2 separate regions of the Homo sapiens genome follow, and region 1 is linked to region 2. A link is a loop called in an ENCODE intact Hi-C map of the cell type or tissue named here. Cell type or tissue: psoas muscle. All regions are shown on one strand. Links, peaks and the distances in the headings refer to the core of each region. The heading gives the core; the rest is flanking DNA. Region 1 has its middle 50 kb from the start of CH25H. Region 2 has its middle 19 kb from the start of PANK1.

The links. Hi-C counts contacts between places; a loop is a spot of excess contacts. Peaks named below come from ENCODE experiments on the same cell type or tissue, not always from the same donor. Only the 100,000 strongest peaks of a DNase experiment are listed, where the experiment ranks them.
Region 1: a loop joins it to region 2, with 9 times the contacts of the local background. A loop is called at or near these places in 1 of 110 quality-filtered maps.

Annotation. Positions count from the first base shown.
Region 1 is chr10:89,154,542-89,159,928 of GRCh38, reverse strand. No RefSeq gene overlaps it. Among named protein-coding and RNA genes, the nearest start is that of CH25H, 50 kb to the left of the region's middle. In psoas muscle, for the core only: no CTCF peak of the experiment used is centred there; no DNase peak of the experiment used is centred there.
Region 2 is chr10:89,661,489-89,666,875 of GRCh38, reverse strand. No RefSeq gene overlaps it. Among named protein-coding and RNA genes, the nearest start is that of PANK1, 19 kb to the right of the region's middle. In psoas muscle, for the core only: no CTCF peak of the experiment used is centred there; a DNase peak (open chromatin) is centred at 2,495; H3K27ac peaks cover 2,250 bases.

The DNA of each region.
Region 1 (5,387 bases), core at 318-5,317, 510 kb after region 2:
TGACAATGTATTATGATCAAAATCTTTCAAAAATGTGACGTGGCTACCAAAATAGCTAATGGTATCATGGGCTACATTAAGACAAATATAGGTTCTAGATATGTGTTTTCAACTTTAGCCACACATTTGAATCACCTGGGAGCTTTAATGAAAGTCAGATTTAATTGGTTTGGGTGGAAACAAGGTATGGGATTTTTCTCTTTTCTTTTCCAAAATGAAGTTGGTAGACCAATAGCAGCCCTTTGTTCCTTGGCTCTCATCTATTACACAGGTCATCTGGGAAACACACAAGCATTATTTAGAATTATAAAACAATTTATAGCATGCTAAAAAAATCACACATTTGAAGGAGGTAGAATGGTAGTGACTAACTGGTCCCATTCTTGCAAGGATTAGGAAAGAAGAACATTTGCATTAGGCAGCTTAGTTCAGATCTCAATTTTGCAACTTACTGGCCAAGTGACCTTGAAAAAGTTATCTACTCTCTCTTAGGTTTATCTTCAACTTTAAGATAAAGTTCACTGTAAAAGCTACTCATGGAGTTGTAAAAGCTAAATAGTATAAATATATTATATATTTTATTATGATATAAAATGTTCTTGGTATATTGCTAGTTTTACTTTTATTAATATTGCTGATATCTTTGGATCCAATTACTTTGATGGAGTCTTTGGTGGATTATAGTCCATGAAAGGTTGAGATCTACCATAGAGTTCATTCTTACCTATTCCTAAATAATTTTGTTTCATTTCCAGTTGGCCTTTCTTTTTTCTTTTTCTTTTCCCTTCTCCTTCACTTCTCTCCTTCTTTCTTTGCCTCCTTCCTTCCCTCCCTTCTTTCTTCCTTCTTTCCTTCCTTCCTCTCTCTTTCTCTCTCTCTCTCTTTCTTTCTTCAAATATCAACTTGTATAAACATCCACATTTTTAAATGTATACATGAAAACTGGCCATAACCATATTATGACATGTATACCCACGGCAGGGGGGGAGTGCATATTTTCTTGAAATCCTCTTCATTTACCTGAAATCCACTGGTTTAAATTATATCAAAATGTTCTTGCAGCAGTCAGTCATTTCTGACTCATCAGTATAACTGAGTCTTTTTTCATTACAGTGGTGTCCACAGTCCTAATGATTTGTTTTCCTTGAAGCCATGAGTCTAAAATCTGTAAGTAATTGGTCTCATTCCTGCTGGAATCAGAAGAGCCAGGTTTAAGAAGTGGAATCCAGATTACTTTCTGTCTAGCTGATCTCCCTGTGTTGTAAAATGTGTGTGGTTTTTTTGGAAAGCAATGAAAACCACACACTATATATTTTCAGTTTTACTGCTTTGAAGGCTCATGAATCAGTTTTCTCATTCTCTTTTTTTCTTCCCTCCAAATAAAATTAAGCTATTTCCCAATAAGTAGGCCCATTTCCCCAAGAGTATTACAAAGTCTAAATGTTGGATATAGCTGTTAAATATGGGAGCTATTAAAGAGAAAGTCAATTTAGTCATGTTAGTATTTGTGATTTTTATAAAACAAAAAAGAATAAAATAGTAAAATACATATATAAAGGATTCTCATGCCAATTATTCTTTCTAGAGTTAATATATGCATTTTCACATTTATTTCCTTAATTAAAATCTTGATTAAATTGTCAATAGGATTTATCTTGAGGTTAGAAATATATGGAGCCCTAGTATCTATTACACTAATTTTGGAATCAAGTCTCAAATAAAAAAAATAGCCAATAAAATGGCTTAGACTTTATCATTGCTTAATTCTAATCTGTTTAAATAAATATTTTTTAAACATAGATTTTTACTATCAAAAGATTCCCTTATTATTGAGTTAATCATTGTTAATTTAAATAAGATCACACTTTTGAACTCTTTGTTTAAAGAAGAAATACAACAATCTTAGATTTAATTTTATTTTTTAAACTTCAAGCAGTGTGGGAGGCAAGGGAATTTCAAACTAAGGTTCTGACTTAAAGAAAACTCAAGGAATTTATTTTTTTTCAGGTGACAGAGATATAAATTTAAATATCACGATCAGGGCATAATATTATTAAATAAGACAACCAATCAAAATTACAGACTCTTTCAGAAGTTATAAGGTTAGTTCCTCAAGACATTGAAACCATCTTGAAGTCTAGTAATTATACAGTACTAATTATCACAGTTAGAGACAGAGAGATGCAGAGAAAAGTGGGGGATTCTAAGATACAAACTTGCAATGCGGGAAAGAAAAGGGCAGAATAGAAGATGAGCAAATGAGCTGGGTGCAGTGGCTCATGCCTGTAATCCCAGCACTTTGGGAGGCTGAAGTGAAAGAGGCATTTGAGGCCAGGAGTTTAAGACCAGCCTGGGTAACAGTGAGACTCTTTCTCTTTAAAAAAAAAAAAAATGAGCCAAGAATGGAGGCAGATGCCAGTAGTCCTGGCTACTTGGGAGGCTGAAGTGGGAAGGCTGCTTGAGGCCAGGAGTTCAAGGTTACAATGAGCCGTGACTGTACCACTGCACTCCAGCCTGCGTGACAGAACAAGACCCTGACTCTATTTATTTTTAAAGAAGAAGTTGAATAAATGAAGCAATGAGTACATGATATTTTGTGTCTACATTTCTGAGTCCCAACTTTTGCAGAAGATCCATGAAATAAAGACATAACTTCCAAGTGATTACAATAATATTCTTAAAAAGTATCAATTTCTACATTTAATAACAAGTATAGAACTACATACTATTTGAGAAAAACTTCTTAAAGATAAGTTTAAGATCATTAATTAATTTGAAAAATTCCATCAAATGATGTTGCAAACTTAGTAACAAAAATGTTAGTATATCACTGGCCAATGTTTTTACTCACTACTAACCTCAAGAGAATGTTTAGGGCTGACCGGTAATCCTTCTATCTTTTCTTTAGTCCAATCATTTGCCAAGTGTCAGAAGTGCCTCTCCTCACTCCTCAAGGTTCAACACCTCCTCCACCCTTCTCATCTCATCTGAGGACCTTTCCTCTTATTTTTCTGAGAAAAGGGAAGCCATATGGACAGACTTTTCCTGTAGTCCCACTATCATACCTCACCGTCTAGACTCTGCTTTTCCTCCTTCTAAGGATGAGTGGCCATGTCCCTACCTAAGCCAGTTCCTCCGTTTGTCTCCTGGATCCCACATCTCTCCCACTCAGAGGCATGGCTCTTGCAATTGTGTCTTCTTACTTCAGTATCACTCATTTTTTCTCCTTTTACAGGATGACTACATTCAGCTTTCAAACATGCTTTAATAACCCCATCTTTAAAAAGTAAGATAGTTTCTTAATTCTTTGCTTCCCCTTATTTCCCCCTATTTCTCTGTTTGTAGCAGAACTCCTTGAATGTGTTGTCTAAACTCACTGTCTCCAGTTCTCCTTCCTTCTACGTTGAATCTATTCAGTGAGGCTACATCACCACTCCTTTGCCAAAACAGTGGTTTTCAAGGTCACTAATAAGCCCTACAAGGATACATTCAATGATTAGTTCTCAGGCCTCAGGTGAGAAGTTGGTAGACCAATTACTTTGTATACTGAAGTAGTAGGTTTATTTTCTTCTTTTGGAAACCTGTTCATCTCGGCTTCCATAACCCACTCTCTCATGGGGTTTTTCCCACCACACTAGCAGCTAGTTTTCATTCTCCTTTTAGTTCCTCATTTTCTCAAACTCGAAACTTTGAAGAACTTAGGAGTTCCATCCTTAAATCTCTTCACTTCTTTATCAACACAGATCTTTTAAGTAAATGCATCTAACGCTGTGGCGGATAACTTCTAAATTTGTATCTCCAACCTGGACCTCTTCTTTGGCTTATACTTGTATATCCAAACACCTAATCAACATCTTCATATTAATGTCCAATGGGCATCTTCCACTATACACATCCAAAATTGGACTCTTCTTTGTTTGCCTTTTTTCAGTCAAGTCTGCACCTTTCCATGGTCAGTTCTGTCTCAGTAAATGTCATCTTCATTTTGCTACTAGCTCAGTTAAAAAAAATCGTTGATGCTTCTCTTTCATTCATAACACGTTAATACATCAGTAAATTCTATCAGCTCTTCTATCAAAAAAATTTATATAATCTAACCACTTTTGGCCCAGAGCCTTACGTCAATAAATACTTGTAAAATATAATTTCTAATTTTTCGGTTCATGTTGGAAATAGTCCTGGCCCTCTATAACAAAGCTGCTGGCATCCATGGATAGAAGATAACATATTCGGTATTTACAGATTATTTTACACAGCATTAGCCCCCAGGAAGAGTGATCAGGCAGAAGATGAGCTAGGTTGTACCCTCTTCCTTCCTGTTTCTCAGTTATTCTTTAATGAGTCTTCTACCTCCGTGTTCCTAGGGTTGCCTCATCCTGCCCCTGACAGTTCAATCGTCTCCATTTCACTCTAATTCATTGTAGAATTTAGTCCGTCCAGGTCCTACACTTCACCCCACCTCCACTTTCTTCTCTTATCAGTGGCCTTTATTCTTCTTCTTTCCTTCTTACATTCTTAGACACAACTGTAAAGTAGATGAAATGCTCTCTTTAGTCCTCTAATTTCTCTCTCTAGGGTAACTCCTTCCCCTCTTTTGGTACCCAGAGACCTGTTGGTCTTTTCCCCTAGAATGGTGAAGACATAATGGTGAAGTCTGTACTGTACTACCTATTAGATGTGTGGGCTTGGGAGTAATTTAACCTCTTTGTGTCTCAGTTTCCTCACCTGTGAAATGGTGATAAAAGTAACACCTACCTCATAAAATGTCAGTACTTTGAATCAGGAATGATTAGGAAAATTTTGTAACGCAATTGAATGAATCATCAACAACATCACACAAGAGATTGTATCGCGTTGCAAATGTCAGGTGTGCAACTAACATGTGATAAGGACTACTGTGAATATATTACATATTAATAATATAACATATCTGGAATTCACATTTTGTTGCACAACCATATGTGAGAAAAGTAGATGTGTCTGAACCTTGTCTAACATTTACTTGAATGCTGGGAGCTATCACACAATATCGTACTCAACTAGTAATTTTACATGAGCAGATATGCATCAGCCTGAACTCTTCAAAATGCCATAAAACACTTCACTTTCTTAACAATGATACACTTACAAGAAGCACAAATATATTCATGAAGACAGTGGGAGAAGCTTTATCCTAATGCTTGCAAACAAAAAAGGAAAGAAAGAAAAGAATCAATTTGGCTGCATGGTGCAAAAGAAAAAAAGACTAACATTTATTGAATAGCTACCAAGTGCCATGGACTGATCTACATGATTTACATTCACTCTCCAGTTCACTCTCAAAACAACCCTAGAGATGGATACTATTTTTTAAAATCCAAAAGATAAGCATTTCATTTTTCTTAGGT
Region 2 (5,387 bases), core at 256-5,255:
AGATCATGAACATTTTCCCATAGTGTTATGAAGCCTTTATAATAATCATTTTAGAGATCATATGACATTCCCTCTAACTTACCACTTTCCTCCATCTGCTCAGACACCCAAGCCAGAAACCTGAGTTATGCCTAAGTTTCTCCTGCCACTGATTTACTTCAGAACAACATACTCTCTCACCTAGATTACTGCAAATGTTTCCTTACTGGTGCCCTTGCTTTTTGGTGGTCTTCTATCAATCTGTCAAACAGCATGCAGCAGCTACACATCATATAGCAGCCAGGCCTAAAACATGTTTCTTCAATGACTCCCAACCAACTACCCATTAGAGGCCAAACCGCTTCTAATGGTTCACACAGCCCTTTGGATATGGGCTCTTGCCTACACTTTCAGTCTCATCACTGTCCTCTGCATTCCCTCCCCAGTGTATATTTCTTGTGTTCCCTGAAAAGCACACAGTGTAGTGTATTCTCTGCCCAGAATAACTCTCCCACTCCTCCTTCTGCTATTTAGTTGGCAAACTCCTACTTACCCTTTAACATTTAGTGTAAACATCACCTCCTATGGGAAGCATCTCCTCTCCTCCACAGAAAAAGGGAGGTGCTCCCACATCCACACTCCTAGATACCTTTGTACATGTCTCCATTTTGTTCTGTACTTCCCATGCATGCTCCATGCTTATCTTTCTCACCAGAGTAGAAATTATGGTCTATTCAACTTGTTATTTCCAGCACTTCAGCATCTGGCACATAGTAGGTCCCAGTAAATGTTATTTCAATAATTTAATGACTACCACTAATTCAGCATTGTTTTCTAGCCACTGTTCACATTGCTTTTCACAGATTATCTCACTTAGTCTTCTAAACAATCCCATAAGGTAGATACTGTTATCATCACTATTTTAAAGATGAGGAAACTGAGGCACAGATTAGGTAACTTGCCCCAAATCATTGCACAGCTAGGAAGTGAGTGGCACAACCAGGATGTGAACTCATGCAGGGTGATTCTAACACTGGAGTTCATGTTCATAATCACTACACTACATAAAAAAACTTGAATGTATAACCCATTATCTTATTGCCTAATACATAAGCTACTTGTACTCTCTCTCTCTTTCTCTCTCTCTCTCCTCCCAGCCACCCCACTTTTCTTCTTTTGAATTTTTTTGAATTTGGCTTAAGATAAATTCCCAGGAGTAGAGCTTAAAGAGGTATTTACAAGATGAGGACATTTTTCTGGATCTTCATAGGTCCAATGAGAACTTTACTTAACAAAATGTAGTGCATGCCAAAGAAGGGAAAGTTTCAAGGCCATCACCCATCCCAGGCTGATATGGTATGATCGGGCAAGTTGGATCAAGAACTCTGAAGACAGCTGCAGAACTAGTGCAAGAAGGTACAGACTGCTGTGAACTAGGCTTGGCCAGCAGTTGGCGTAGCTTCACAATACAGCTTTTAATCTAATTTTAGGATGAAAGAATGGAAAGCCCTTCTATGTTGCTGCTTCTTAAAAATCCCCAAATATTAATTTAGTGGCTAAACTGCAGCACCAGTTTTCACAGTAACATTTTTTATGCCATAAAATAGGTTAATCTAAACAGTATGACTATACATTTTTGAAGCCGCCCACCATGTAATTCTGGCTATCCTGAAATTGCTATGCTACGAGGAAGCCCAAGCTACCTGAGCAGAGATACCATGTGGAGAGAATGATAACCAGCTAGCCTGAGCTGCCCAGCCATTTCAACCTAGATGCCAGGCATGGAAATCATGAAGCCACCTTGTACATTTCAGCTTCAGTAGCTATGACGTGAAGAAAACTGTGAAACCTAACTGATAGCCAGAATTAAGGCCTCCGTATTTGCCTTAGTTCATTCGGAGTGCTATAACAAAATACCATAGATTGGGTGGCTTAAAAGCTCACAGTTCCAGAGGCTGAAAGTCGAAGATCAGGTTGCCAGCATAATCAGGTTTTGATGACAGCCCTCTTCTTTCTAAGCTGCAGATTGCTGACTTCTCCCTGTGTCCTCACATGGTGGAAGGAGCAGGATCTCTCTGGGGTTTCTTCTATAAGGACACTAATCCCATTCACAAGGGCTCTACCCTTATGACCTAATCACCTCCCAAATGCTCTATATCCTAATACCATTACGCTGGGGGTTAGGATTTCAACATGAGAATATTGGGGGGCACATTCAAACCATAGCAGATATGTGGTCCCAGTTAAACCATTCCAACCATTTATATCCTTTTGAGCCATCTCAGTCATCCCAGTCATCATGGAACAGACATGGGCTATTCCTTCTGAGCCCTGTTTGAATTCCAGACCCATAAAGTAGGGAGTGTAATAAACGTTGTTTAATGCCACTAAGAAATAAAATAAGTTCTTCTCCTACCCTAGCAACATAATTTGTTACTATGTTACAAAACAGTTGCTCACCAGTGGCATTGACTTTGATGCAGTCACGTGTATGACCTCTCCAGAGCCGCAGCAAGGATGGCAGCTGAAGGCTTATCCTGGCAGAGTTTTCTTCAGCTGCTTCAACCCAGAGGACCACAAGTGATCTATGAAAGCTGGTGTTTCTCCAACTGCCAGAGGGTGCTCTAGCTATTCAGGATGTTTGCCTGATACCCCCAACTACCAGCCTGTCTGGGATGGTGATGAGAGCTCTGGCTCTAATAGTAGCTTAATCTGGGTTCAAATCCCAGCTCTACCACCTAAATTAGTTGCATGATTCCAGGCAGCTTAGTGAACTTGGGGTACCTGAATTTTGTCATCTTTAAAATGAGGATAACAACATCTAACATTGTAAGTTTGTAATTAGGATTAAATGAGCCTTACTTACTTAGCATTTTAAAATAATGATAGAGTGCCTGTAGTCCCAGCCACCTGACATGCTGAGGCAGGAGGATCTCTTGGGCCCAGGAGTTCGAGGCTGCAGTGGCACCACTGCACCCCAGTGTGAGCAACAGAGTGAGACCCTGTCTCTAAAAAAAAAATAAAAATAATGATAGCTAATGTTTACTGAGTATCTCACGAATGACTTTATATTCCTTATCACTATCATCAATACAATATTATGCTGATGGCTTCCAAATGTATACTGATTGTTCAGGCCTCTCATAATCTCCAGTTTCACATAATTAATTGTCTAATTGACATAGTCACTGGGATATCCAATTGACACTTGATGGTTACCTTTTCTATTTTGTTGCTAAAACCTGAAAACAAGAAATCATCCTTGACTTTTCCGTTTTCTTAATCTTCCACGTTCATTTAATAATTTGTTAATTTTACTTTCAAAATAGATTTCAAAACTGTTCACTTCTGTGCATCTCCCATCATCTCTCCTCTGAACAGCTGCCTCCTCTCTGGTCTCTCTATGCTTTCCCTTTAGCCCCTGCCCCAGTCCATTCTCTATGGAGCAGCCAGAGTTATTTTTCTAAACATAAATAAATCAATTCCTGTCATCTGTCTACTTCATAACTGTCAGCAGTTTCTTGTAACGCTTTGGATAAAATCCAAACTGCTTACCATGGACCACAATGTCCCAAGCCTTCAAGCCTCTGCCTATGCCTTAACCTGATCTCACCCCACTCATCTTCCTCATGATGCTCCAGTCACATGGGCCTTCTGCACGTTCCCAGTTCATTCCTATCCCTTTTGACTGTGGTGTCATCTAGCTTACTCTTCACCTCGATAGCTCCTTTTCATATTTTGGATCTTAGCTCTATCACTTATGAACAGCCTTACCTGCAAATAAACCCCATCTAAGAGTGGCTTAAACACAGGAAAGTTTGTCTGTCTCTTATAAAATTTCCAGAAGTAGGCATCCTAGGGCTGGCACAGCAGCTCCATGAGACCATAGGGACTTAGCTTCTTCCCACCTTTCAGTTCTATCATCCTTCAGGTATTGACCTCATGTCGTAGTCTGTTTTCTGCTGGTATAACAGACTACCACAGACTGGGTAATTTATAAAGTAAGGAAATTTATTTCTCACAGTTACAGAGGCTAGGAATTCCAAGAGCATACACCAGCATCTGGTGAGGGCCTTTGTGCTGTGTCATAACATGGCAGAAGGGCAAATGAGCACATGAGACAGAGCACGAGGGGTGGACTCCCTTTTATGACAACCCTCTGTCATAACTAAGCTACTTCCATGATAATATTAATCCATTCATGAGAGCAGTAGGCCCCATCTCCCAACACTGTTGCATTGGGGATTAAGATTTCAACACATAAACTTTTAGGGGATGCAGTCAACTCATATAGCCTCATATGCCTGACTTCATACTTGCTGCCTTATGATCACAAGACAGCTACTGCACTGTTAAAGCAGAAGGGGGAGAGCAGAGGGATAAAACCCACTTTTTATTTAACTTTGTATTATGCAGGATTTCAAATATTAAAAAATAGAATAGTATAGAGAGCCCCCCATGGATACACCACACAACTACAATAATTATCAACTTGTGGCCAATCTTGCTTTATCTATTATCCACCCCCACTTGACTCTCCCTCTCTTCTCATTATTATGAAGGAAGATCTAGACATTCTATCATTGTTTTCCAAAGTGTGTCACTACCTATTCTAAAAGATAAAGCTTTCCCTTTTTCAATATACTATTATCACACAAAAAATAGCAATTCCTGGCTGGGCGCAGTGGCTCATGCCTGTAATCCCAGGTGGGAGGCCAAGGTGGGTGGATCACCTGAGGTCAGGAGTTCGACACCAGCCTGGCCAACATGGTGAAACCGCATCTCTACTAAAAATACAGAAATTACCCCGACGTGGTGGTGCATGCCCATAGTCCCAGCTACTTGGGAGGCTGAGGCAGGAGAATCGCTTCAACCCCGGAGGTGGAGGTTGCAGTGAGCCGAGATAAGTGCTACTGCACTCCAGCCTAGGTGAGAGAATGAGACTCTGTCTCAAAAAAAAAAAAAAAAAATAGCAATTTCTTAATATCATCATATTTCCAATTATTCCACAATAATTCAAATTTCTAATTATTCAATAAAAGCAATATTTTTTTTACAGTTTAAAGTATCCAAATACTTGCAAATAAGACACTTGCAATGGACATGTCCTTGAAGTCCCTTTTAATCCACAGGATCCCCCTTCATCTCTTTTCCTTTCCTCTTATTTTTTGAAGAAACTAGGTCATTTGTCCTGTAGAGTTTCCCACAATCTGGATTTTTCTGATTGCATCCCTATGGTGTCCTCTGTGTATCTTGTAAGTTAATAGTTGAATCTACAAGTTTGATTAGATTCAGATGTTTTATTGTTCCTTTTTTCTTCTTGGCAAGACTACTTCATAGGAGGTATTATGTTCTGCTATCCAGAGGTGCCTAATGAGTGGTTGTCTCTCTTTTTGTGACATTAACAG